Linked DNA regions of Homo sapiens: region 2 is linked to region 1. Evidence: chromatin loops called from intact Hi-C (ENCODE). Cell type or tissue: endothelial cell of umbilical vein. All regions are shown on one strand. Links, peaks and the distances in the headings refer to the core of each region. The heading gives the core; the rest is flanking DNA.

Region 1 (2,930 bases), core at 117-2,616:
TTACTTCCCTGTAGCAAGTAGACATTCAGAAACTCTCCGTTCAGCTCTATTTCAAAAGATTCTACTCAATAATTTAGTGACAGCCTCACACTTCAATGGAAAGTTATGCAAATAATTATCATTCACGGGCACAGACTCTTAAGAGTTCCCAGTTATTACTACAGAATTGGTAATATATGCAAAAAGAGTATCCTATGAAGGGCCTGTTGATAACTAAGTACTATATTGTATATTGTACATTATAGTTTAGAGTGTCAGAGCAGTTCAAAGAATAAGAGATGCAGAACTTGACCAATCTTGAACACTAACTAGGATTTGAAGCCACTGTTGGGGGTGTGGACGAGGTAATGTAAGAAATTGTTCTGGAAAGGTGCAGAGTTGTTTTTTTTTTTTTTTTTTTTTTTTTTTTTGAGGCAGGGTCTCACTTTGTCACCCAGGCTGGAATGCAGTGTCATGATCTGGGCTCATTCCGACCTCCACCTCTTTAGCTCAAGTGATCCTCCTGCCTTAGCCTCCCAAGTAGCTGGGACTACAGGCATGCGCCACCATGCTAGGCTAATTGTTGTATTTTTTGCAAAGATAGGGTTTCGCCATGTTGCCCAGGCTGGGGTGCAGAGTTTTTAGGTGGAAAGAAAAATAATTGGCATTTGTTATAAACTACCGAAGGCAGATGTGGCTGGAATAGCTGGAGCCATTGCTTTCTTTTGCTTTTCAAACTTAGCAAGCTTGTGTCTGACTCAGAGCCTTGACATCTACTGGCTCCTCTTCCTGCAGCATGCTTCTCCAGAACTTTCTTTATCTAGTTCTTCATAGCCGAAGTTTCTGCTCAAGTGTCTCCTTCTCAGAAAAGCCCCTGACCCTTCTGTTAGAAGTGACTTCTCCCTGCACACTAGTGCCATCATTCCTTGTCCCTTTATCCAGCTCTATGTTTCTTTATGGCATTTATCACAGTCTGAAACTCTATTATATCATGTATGTAAATTAATTATATTGTATCACTTAATCTCCCCCACAATAATATAAACTCCATAAAGGCAGATATTTTATCTGTCTTGGTCACCACGATATCCTCAAGCTAAAGACAGCGAGTGACATAAAGTAGATATTCAATATTTTTTTAATGAATGGGATGGAAATGTGAGTCTTCTGAGAGAGAAGTTTCAGTATTGTTGAGGGGCAGCATTGCACAGTGAGAAGAGTGTGCCTGCCTAGAATCCAGACAGACTGGCTATCAGTCCCAGTTCTACCAGTTAGAGCTATATGAAGCCAGACACTCATATCACTCACAGGATTATTGTGACTTATACCTGAGCTAATGTACGTTGAAGCACAGTGCCTAATCATAATAATAATTTTTATGTTGTGACCAGCAGAGGTCGCTCAAATTGTGCTTTAGTGGTGCTGGTTTTGTCTCTGATACTGTGCTCATGTTTACAGTGAATTCATTAGGGACAAGTTCAATTTGAGTAACCACAAATTATTAAAATTTAAGAGTAAGTTTCCTTGGCATTTCTTTGGCAGTCTACCTCTTGTAAAGTCCAGTTAAATTATAGCTTACATTTTCTAATAGAAGCCAACATTAATGTTAATTATATCTCACTTGGTGATTTTCCTTCCTGCTTTAAAATAGTCAAGTGTGGTGTTTTCATTTCAATTGCATTTCAATTACTTTTCCCCATGTTACACATATTTATTCCTTCTCTATATTCTACATAGCATTTATCACCTTCTAATATTCTATATAATTTATTTTTTGTTTGTTTTGGCGCCTCCCCACACACATACCAGAATGTGAACCCCATAAGGATAGGGAGTTTCATTTGTGTTGTTCACCACTGTATCTGTAGCACCTAGAAAAGTGCCTGGCACATAGTAGGAGCTCAATTAATATGCACAGGATCTATGTACATTATATAGAGGAACTCAGTTAATACTGAAAGCATGGACAAATATGTAGAAAGTATCTTTTAAAAAATGTCATCCCACATTATTTAAATACAAGTAATGTTTAAATCATAACATCTAAAAGATCATAATAAAAATCACTAATACGTCATTTGTATTTTTGACCCAAGATTGCCCAAAGGGAAATATTTTTAAAAAGAAAGAGAGAATATGCAATGTGTATGATGAATGAATAAACAAAAAAAAATGAACTAGAACTTAAAACATATATAAAACAAAGAACTCTTCCAAAGCAGTATATTAGTAGATTATAAAGTTGTGTATATACATAATAAGAAAATTTAATTGGCTTCAGAAAGGTCTTGAAATGAATATTGAGATATTTGAGATTTGGATCATCAGGGGGCACAGCCTGTGTTGTATGCATAGTGATTCAAGGAATAAAAATGAGAAGTCAATTCATTTATTCAATAAATATTGTAAGCACATCTGTTGTCTGAATGTTTGTTCCCCCTAAAATTCATATGTTGAAACCTGATCCCCAATGTGATGGTATTAAGAGGTGGGGCCTTTGGGAGGTGACTAGATCATGAGGGCAGAGCTCCCATGAATGGGATTAGTGTCCTTATGAAAGAGGCCTACAGGAGCTTGTTTGCCCCTTTCACTATGTGAGGACAGGGCTAGAAGGCATCGTCTGTAAAGAATGAGCCCTTATTAGACACTGAATCTGCCAGCACCTTGATCTTGGACTTCCTAGCTTCTAGAACTGTGAGAAATAAGTTTGTTGTTTATAAACTATCCAGTCTGTGGTTATTTTGTTATAGCAGCCCAAATGGACTAAGACAGGCACTTAGTGTCTTCATGGATGAGGTGGTGGTACAGCTTGACCATCCCCAATCTACAAATCTAAGATCCAAAATGCTGCAAAATCCAAAAGTATTTGAGCACTGGCATGATGCCACTAGTGGAAAATTCCATACCTGACCTCATGTGACAAGTCACAGTCAAAATGCAGTCAAAACTGT
Region 2 (2,930 bases), core at 312-2,811, 200 kb after region 1:
TAATTTTTTTCCTCTCAAGTCTTAGCCCAGTTTAGCAGCCCCAGATTCCAATCTATTTCTCTTCAATCCATTAAAATTTCAGCTTGGATCTATTCCCCTATTTTATGAATTTGGAAATGCCGTCAGGGAAAAAGTCCTGTTGAGAGTAGAGTTCACTGCCTGTGCTTCTCCTCTCAAGTATTGTAGCCTGTCCTTTCCAACCCTGCAGGAATTGGGTGATTTCCAGTTTCTTCACACAGTTGTTTTATATATTAGTTTTTATACTTGTTTGCAGCAGGAAGTTAGTTCATCATATCCTGAACTAGAAATGTTAATATTATTTTTAGGAAAATAAATCTGACTGATGACAGTAGATGAATGGGAGAGACTGCTGGCTACAAGGCTAGGTAGGAGGTGATCGCAATCATTTAAACAAGGAATGGTGGGGTTTGGCTAATGAACAGTTTGCCTTTGGTTTTGAAAAGAAAGGTTGGATTAAAATCTTTCATTCCTGGTGTCTTATTTTTATTTACTCTGATGAAGTAGTAATATCAAGTAACAGTTATTGAGTGCTTACTATGTTTTATGCACTGTTCTACCTCCTCTACATGGATTTTCTTACTTAAGCCAAATGCCTATTGGATGCTATTATCATCATTCTGATTTTACAGTTGAGAAAACTGAGATGCATAGGATTTAAACGACTAGCTCAACATCACATGGACAGTAAATTGCTCTTCTGGGCTTTGAAAGCAGGCCTGCTGGCTCCACACTCTATGCTTTTAACCACGATCCTCTACTACCTCTCATTATGCCATGGAATAGGAGTTATCTTTTAAATGGGAGAGGCTGATAGCTCACATTCTCAGGGGGAGAAAAGCAGAAAAGTGGCTCGGTGTGGTGGCTCATGCCTGTAATCCCAGCACTTTGGGAGGCCAAGGTGGGAGGATTGCTTGGAGCCAGGAGTTCAAGACCAGCCTGAGCAGTGAGACCCCCATCTCTGCAAAAATTAAGAAACTAGCTGGGCACGGTGGTGCACAGCTGTGGTCCCAGCTACTCAGGGGGCTGAGGTGGGAGGATTGCCTGAGCCCAGGTGGTCGAGGTTACAGTGAGCCGTGATCACGCCACTGCGCTCCAGCCTGGGCAACAAAGTGAGACTTTGTCTCCAAGAAAAAAGAAACAAAAGCAGAAAAGTGAATTAAATGGTGATTTTTTTTGTGGTTGTTTGGGAAAATGAGTGAAGTAATTCTTAAGGAAAAGTGATAAATCCAGAGAAGTGAAATTAAAGACAAACATAAGCTAAGCACTTAAAAAAAAAGAAAGAATAGATTTAAATCTCTGTAAATTCAGTAGTAAAGAGTTGCGATGTGGCCAAGAGTAAGAAGTCAAGACAAACAGATACTTGGAAGATCAGAGACTGATTTTCTATAGTGATAAAGTTATTATTTGGTATCTTATATGTGGATATTTCCCCTCATAGTTTTTTCTTGTTTTCTTGGTCATGGCTCATTTTAACTTAATTTCTTTTAAAGCAAGTTTAGCTATTTGTTAAATGAATGAAAGAGGGAGTACCATTCTAACCTTGACGAGTTATAATCTCATCCTCATTAAGAGCTCATTCACTTTGGCTTACCCACTGGAATAGGGGTTGGTCCCATACAATGGAGCATGGAGGCCACTCCACTAGAGGGCGTTGAGGTCTTGTCTGTTCGGTGAGTGAGGGTGTGGTTTGATTTATGCTTATTTTGATAGTTTGACATAAATTAGTGAAGGGTTTAAAGAAAGACTAAAGTTAAAGATTTAATTTATCTAGCATAATTTAGGGGAAAATGTAAAGAAATTATATATTCTTCAACTTATTTTCTTGGTAACCACTTATGTTAATGAAAAGTCAGGAGTTTCACCTAAAACCAAATCTGACACTATTTGAAATGTAGCCATTGAATTACCAGGGAAATTATATATATACACACACACGTGTGTGTGTATATACACACATATGTGTATGTATACACACACATACACATATGTGTATATATACACATATGTGTATGTGCATATACACACACGTGTGTATATACATATGTGTATGTGCATATACACACATGTGTGTATACATACATATGTGTATATATACATATGTTTATATATACATATGTGTATATATACACATATGTATATATAAATATAATTTGAAGATATCTTTTACAACTTTTTTTCTAATCCAATTTTGAAGATGTCTGTTGTTTTCCTCAGATGATATGAAATAGTAACTTGATTGTTTTGCATAAAAGTGACTTAAAAAGAGACTCACCAAACTCTAGTCAATGGTTACTTCTGAGGGAAGAGAATGTGATTCTGGGGAGGGTGAAAATGTTTGCTTTTTATTCACTATACTTCTGTGTGATTTGAATTTTTATGAATGTAAATTTCATAATTTAAATAAAAAGAAGTACAAAATTCAATTGTATTTAAAAATGAGGTTAGGAAGCTAATTATAAAAATGGATTTGAACAATAAATCCAAGGGATTTGAACTATAATCTGCCTAAATATGAAAAAATACAGAATCTGTGACATCAATAAGCATTCTATAATACAACATTGAAAAGGAAGTGAGGGTGTTGTTACACTGTATACTTTAGCATCTCTTGGGGTTTCTAATGTAGAGCCACATATAGCCTCTGAGAAAGTCTTCAAAAGTGAAACTTATTGAATTTGGTCTAACCCCAATTATACCCGTTTATTTGACATTGAAACACTTTTTTTCTTCACACTTAACAAAAGAGTTAATAACAGTTGTATAAAAGTCAGTTTGGGAAAAACTGACATAAACAAAAGAACAAACTGTATATAAAAAATTTGACCCAAGTCAAAGTAAATTATGTCCTGGGATAAGATTCTTTATATTAATTTTAAGCGGATGGAAAAAATAGGTGCACTGTATTATAT

The links. A loop is a pair of places that touch in the nucleus more often than their neighbours do. Peaks named below come from ENCODE experiments on the same cell type or tissue, not always from the same donor. Only the 100,000 strongest peaks of a DNase experiment are listed, where the experiment ranks them.
Region 2: it touches region 1 in a loop (8-fold over the local background); 2 of 110 quality-filtered maps call a loop at or near these places.

The regions. Positions count from the first base shown.
Region 1 is chr4:122,912,950-122,915,879 of GRCh38, reverse strand. The region is part of intron 2 of NUDT6 (nudix hydrolase 6); the gene reads left to right. Among named protein-coding and RNA genes, the nearest start is that of NUDT6, 8.2 kb to the left of the region's middle. In endothelial cell of umbilical vein, for the core only: a CTCF peak has its summit at 1,353 (motif pointing right); a DNase peak (open chromatin) is centred at 1,389.
Region 2 is chr4:122,715,763-122,718,692 of GRCh38, reverse strand. It overlaps a transcript of BBS12 not described here. Among named protein-coding and RNA genes, the nearest start is that of BBS12, 15 kb to the left of the region's middle. In endothelial cell of umbilical vein, for the core only: a CTCF peak has its summit at 1,671 (motif pointing right); a DNase peak (open chromatin) is centred at 1,662.